Linked DNA regions of Homo sapiens: region 2 is linked to region 1. Evidence: chromatin loops called from intact Hi-C (ENCODE). Cell type or tissue: GM12878. All regions are shown on one strand. Each heading gives the region's core, and the rest is flanking DNA. Links, peaks and the distances in the headings are about the cores only.

Evidence for each region. Peaks named below come from ENCODE experiments on the same cell type or tissue, not always from the same donor. Only the 100,000 strongest peaks of a DNase experiment are listed, where the experiment ranks them.
Region 2: it touches region 1 in a loop (6-fold over the local background); 2 of 110 quality-filtered maps call a loop at or near these places.

Annotation. Positions count from the first base shown.
Region 1 is chr3:101,986,551-101,989,372 of GRCh38, forward strand. The region is part of intron 2 of RDUR (RIG-I dependent antiviral response regulator RNA); the gene reads left to right. Among named protein-coding and RNA genes, the nearest start is that of RDUR, 47 kb to the left of the region's middle. RefSeq lists an enhancer at 1,360-1,409. In GM12878, for the core only: no CTCF peak of the experiment used is centred there; DNase peaks (open chromatin) are centred at 1,501 and 2,257; H3K27ac peaks cover 1,576 bases.
Region 2 is chr3:101,897,781-101,900,602 of GRCh38, forward strand. No RefSeq gene overlaps it. Among named protein-coding and RNA genes, the nearest start is that of RDUR, 42 kb to the right of the region's middle. In GM12878, for the core only: no CTCF peak of the experiment used is centred there; a DNase peak (open chromatin) is centred at 1,191; H3K27ac peaks cover 1,056 bases.

The DNA of each region.
Region 1 (2,822 bases), core at 185-2,684:
GCACAATGTGCACATGTACCCTAAAACTTAAAGTGTAATAAAACAAAAAAAAAAGAAAAAGAAAAAAAGAAAAAAAAATATTTTTGATCTACAGTTGGTTGAATTCACAGATGAAGAACTCAAGGATATGGAGGACCAACCACACTCTTTCCCTTCCTTCCTCTAATAGACTAATGTGAGACACAGCTTCTCTGATCAGTCTGTCTAGAGACATGCTGGGTAGCTGAGCAGGTGACCTCCAAGGGAGTGGCTGAGACTCTTCCAGCTCATTGTGAAGAAGAGGCCATTGTTATGCATTATCTCACATTGCTTGATGTCTTTCTCTGTCTCATTGTCCTTCTCCTCCACTCTTGTTGTCCCAGGATTGTACTTCCCCAAATAAAGGAATACCCTGTAATCTTTGCTCCAGTTTCCGTTTTCTAGAGGTCTTGGAATAAGGAGGAAGAAAGGACAGTCTATGCAGAGTGTAGAATATAGAAAGGAATGATCTGGGCTGAAAACATTTATGTTGGAGGTAGCCAGCGTCAAGTTTTGGAGGGCCATACTGAGGGCCATGTAGATTCTTTGAAGGCCTTTGAGCAGAGGAGTGACATGATGGAAAGTGGGATTTAGGAAGGTAGATCAGGTGGGAATAGAAAATTGGAGTGCTATGAAGTTGGGAGAACTGCAGGCAGAAAGACTAGTAGGATGAGTATAGGGCCAAGCTAGAGAAATGAAATGGCAGATGGAGAATCTTAACATGGCTTTAACTACCTTGGTGAACTAGGAATCAAGGTAATTCACTAGAGGTGAGTAAGAGGAAGATAAAGTTGAGGGGTGGATGGGGAGGAGAACTTCAGTGTACTCTCCTGAGGTCAGGTGGCATCATATTGTTTCTTGCTGGGCCTGGCTGTGTCTAGGTCTTCTGCTCTCCATCAGTACGAAATCTAGGGCAACTGCAGAATTTCTCGTTTCATGATTAGTTTGTGTATTATATGCAAATTGCCAAAAGACTGATCAGATATTTACATGGTCTATTCAATTTGGATTTTGTTAACTAAATGCTGTGAATTTTTTTAATTAATTTTTTTTTTGAGACAGAGTCTCGCTCTGTTGCCCAGGCTGGAGTGCAGTGGCACAACCTCGGTTCACTGCAAACTCCGCCTCTTGGGTTCAAGCAATTCTCTTGCCTCAGCCTCCCAAGTAGCTGGGATTACAAGCATGTGCCACCACGCCTGGCTAATTTTTGTATTTTTAGTAGGAACGAGGTTTCTCACCATGTTGGTCAGGCTGGTCTTGGACTCCTGACCTCAAGTGATCTGCTCACCTCAGCTTCCCAAAGTGCTGGGATTACAGGAGTGAGCCACAGCAAATTAAAATTAAAATTAATTTGTTAATTTTTGTTAATTAAAACTACTATCACAGAAACTGTTATTTACAGCACTTTTAATGAACAAACAGATAAGCCCTGTGGTTACATAGCAATTGACTTTTCTTCTGGCTGTGAAGCCAGAGTAACCACAGAAGAGTCATTTAGTCATGACTTTTGTCTAGATTTTGCTGTTCATGAGAAGGCAGAAGTGGGCTGAACAAGCCATATATTCATTCTGGACTTGAAATGCAGAAGTGTGTGCTCAGTTAGTTTAATTAAAAAATTTCTCAGTTAACATTTAAAAATATTTTTGAATATTTTAAAAATTTTAAGTACTTTATACACTGGCCAGTTATTGAATGCTTGAATGTTTGTTGAAGTTCCCTGTGTTCAAGACTGTTTGCTTCCCTAGAGGAGAAAATAATTAATGTTCTAAAACACAGCATGAACATATTTTATATGTTGAGATAGATAGGCAGCAATAAACTATAAACTAGATGAGATAGTATATCTACACAGCCTCTGAGTTGAGAAAAATTAAAGAATCCTTAAGTTAAACACACACACATGTGCACGCACACACACACACACACATACCCAGAAACACAGAAATGGGTCCCATAAGGAAAAAGGTAATTTATTGTACATGATGCTGTAGTTTCTAGAGACTTAGAGTGTTGTCTGGCTAGCGACTAAAGTAAGAGTCTGGTTTTGACTCCTAGTTGAGCACAGGTGCCAAGGTGGGTCATTTTTCAAAGGGTGGTGTTCTCATAGTGGTACCCTTTTTGTCTCTAGTGTTGAAGTGGTGATGTTGATGCTTCTGAGGAGATAGTATTTTCTCCCAGCCCCGACAACTGCGCTTGCAGAGATCAAGCCTGACCCAGAGATAGTGTCTCACAGCTTTTTGGCTGTATTCATTGGTAAAGAGTCAGTTGCTTGTCATCAGTAATAACAAGTTTCAGTTTCATCACAGGAAAATGTGAGCCAGGAAGGGCATTTAGAAATCAACCAAAGTTGGCTGGGTGTGGTCGCTCATGCCTGTAATCCCAGTGCTTTGGGAGGCCAAGGTGGGATGATTGCCTGAGCTTAGGAGTTTGAGACCATACTGGGTAACATAGTGAGACTGACTACAAAAAAAAAAAAAAAAAAAAAAGGTGAGAGAGAGAAATCAACCAAAGGCCTGTGGGAGACTGACCATTGTCATAGGTGGAAGGCTAAACAGGGTTGTGGGAGTTTCAGAAATGGGGGAGCATTGTAGTTTGAAGTGATGGAGGAGGGCCAAACAGAAAAATAAAAAATCACCTCAGCAGGGAAGCGTGAAGTACAATAAACATATGGATGAAAACAGAACAAGACATGAAAACTTATTTAGTTTTTAAATTTCTGCACACAGGAGAAAGTACGTGCTATGAGTTGGCTCCTTTCACCATACCAAGATGCCTATGCTAGAAGCTTTGAGTGCTGCTTAAAA
Region 2 (2,822 bases), core at 124-2,623, 89 kb before region 1:
TCCAAAGTAGCTGTACCATTTTACATATCCTGCAACGATGTATGAAGGTTCCAGTTTCTCTATGTCTGTACCAACACTTGCTATTGCCTGCCTTTTGGATTATAGCCATTTTAATGGGTGTGCAGTGGTATCTTACCTTGGCTTTAACTTGCATTTCCCAGCTGGGTACAGTAGCTCATGCATGTAATCCTAGCATCTTGGGTGGCTGAGGCAGGCAGATCATTTGAGCTCAGGAGCTTGAGACCAGCCTGGGCAATGTGGTGAAACCCTGTCTCTACAAAAAATACAAAAATTAGCCAGGCAAGGTGGCACACACCTGTGGTTCCAGCTACTCAGGAGGCTGAGGTGGCAGGATCGTTTGACTCCAGTTGAGGCTGGAGTGAGCCGTGATTGTGTCACTGCACTACAGTCTGGGTGACAGAGTAAGACCCTGTCTCAAAAAAAAGAAAAAAAAAAGAATTTGCATTTCCCTAGTAACAAATGATGTTAAGCATCTTTTCTTGTGCTTATTGGTCATTCAGATATCTTCTTTAGTAAAATGTTTATTCAAATGTTTTGCCCACTTTAAAAATTGAGTTTTCTTCTTACTATTAAATTGTAAGAGTTCTTTATATATTCTGGATACAAGTCCCTTACCAGATACATGACTTACAAGTATTTTTCTCCCAGTATGTGATTTACCTTTTTATTTTGTTAATGGTATCTTTTGAAGTGCAAAACTTAAAAAAATTTGATAAATTCCAATGAATGTTGATTCGTTTTGAATTAATTTTTTGTGTATGATGTGAGATAAGGGTTTGGATTCATCTTTGTCTTTCTGTATATCTAATTATTGCAGCACCATGTGTTGAAAAGATGGCTTGTCTTTTGCTGGCTTCACTTTTATTTTATTTTATTTGTGCCTTTAAAGAAAAGGTGAAGTAGGCATAAATAATTTATGAACAAAAATGAAGATGGTCTCTGTGTTGAATTTCTAAATGCTTACATGAGAGAATGAGCATCATCAGACTGACGTGTTAACAATAATTTGAACCACAATTTTATTTTGTTCTCTTCTTCTTCCCCATTCCCTCCCCAACCCTGTAGTTAACATCTGCTTCTCTCCTGTAAGAGGAAGTGAAAGATTTAGGTCAGGCCCCAAACCAAACTATCTTTACTGCACTCTTCCCTTTTAAGAAAAAAAAAACCCACCCTGCTGGGTCCGTTTAGCACTAAATTACCCTACATCAACGGTTCTATTGTGATTTTTGGAAGTTGGCCTTCCCCCGGAAGCAGAACTGCTGTTGCTGGGACTGGGTGTTATGAAATCAATCTAGCTGGTCACTTTGAAGGATGCTGACAGGAGTCAAGAGAGACGATCCTTCAAGTATCACAGGACTTTCCCTTATATTTGCTTTACAGATGAATTTCTTACAAGAAATATCTCAGAGGAATATTACCAGAGCTGGAGATCTTCCACATTCAGATCCTACATGTATCTGTGGTGCTGGGCAGAGGTAACCCCAAGTAAGAATAGGTTCAGTTGACTGATACAAGGCAGCAAGACTGGCATCCTTGGGGAAGTCTGTCTCTGGAAAGATATTATCCATCCTGCTATCTTAAGTCATTATAAAGAACAGGATGATTGCATCTTCCTTTATGGATATGTACTGGGTTCCTCTCTTTTATGGTGCTGACCTAGCAGCTATAACTGGGGTATCTTTCTACTCTGGCTTTGACAAATATCCCTCACAATCAGGGCTGTGGCATAATAATGATAAAAATCATAGCTAATATGCATATAGCATATACCTTATTATATACCAGCAACCCTTTTCCTGTCTTACATATATTAACTCATATAACTGTGTCTTGGCTATACGTATTAAAATGAATTATTGAGAGGAGTAGTGATATAGAAGCAATTGACATATTATTTGGACTGTATGGGGAACTCCATCTCCTAAAAGAGCTTTGAGACCAGAAGGAAAGGCCTGAGACAGTACTTGAGGGGTAAAGGTGAACAGAAGGGTTGTTTTTTAGGGTCTCATATTCTTTCATCTCTAGAACTCATTCAAGACAAAAGTTACAGGGAGAAGACACTGATCTTCATTTCCCAGCTTTGGTTAGACATATTCTTTTAGAATCCTTCTTCAAGGGCCTCCAGAATCCCTGTCATCCCTCATTTCCAGGCATTCACCTTAGTGCCTGCTTTCCCTGCTGTGGCATGGGGCCATTCCCCAGCTATCCAGGTTTGTCCTTGGCAGGTTGGGGTCTCCCTCGATGCTTTCCTGTCCTGTCTTTCAATGTGACAACTGTTTGCTAGAAGGGGGCAGTTTCAGCATTAAGGGTGAGGTCCTGTAACATTTTAACTCACTGCTGGCCCAAACAAAAGATTTCACCAAGTTTAAGATTTTAGTAATATACAAACATTTTGGCTTATTTTAGGCTATTAGCCAGTTTGTTCCATTTTAGTATAAGATTCAGAAGCTAGTTTCTGGGAGAAAACGAAAGGAGAGGGGAGAGGCTGAGGGCATACGGTGTCTGAAACAAGAAGAGCTGAAAAGGAAGGAAAGATTGGAAAGCCTTTGTCTACATCAAAATTTTGCTGAGGTCTTTCCCTGACAGAAAGGCTAATAAGAGATGCAGGTAGGTCCTTCATTCCTGCCCCCAGATCACACCAATGTTATTAACTATGGTCTCCTACAAACCGTGCACTCAACTTTGTTGTCTAACACAGGAGAATGACTCAAATGAGGGGAATGTCCAGACCCATGAAAGTCAGGTTATTGCAAATGGAGGTAGGCAACTAGTTTTAGACAGGTGCTTCCAGAGAAGACATG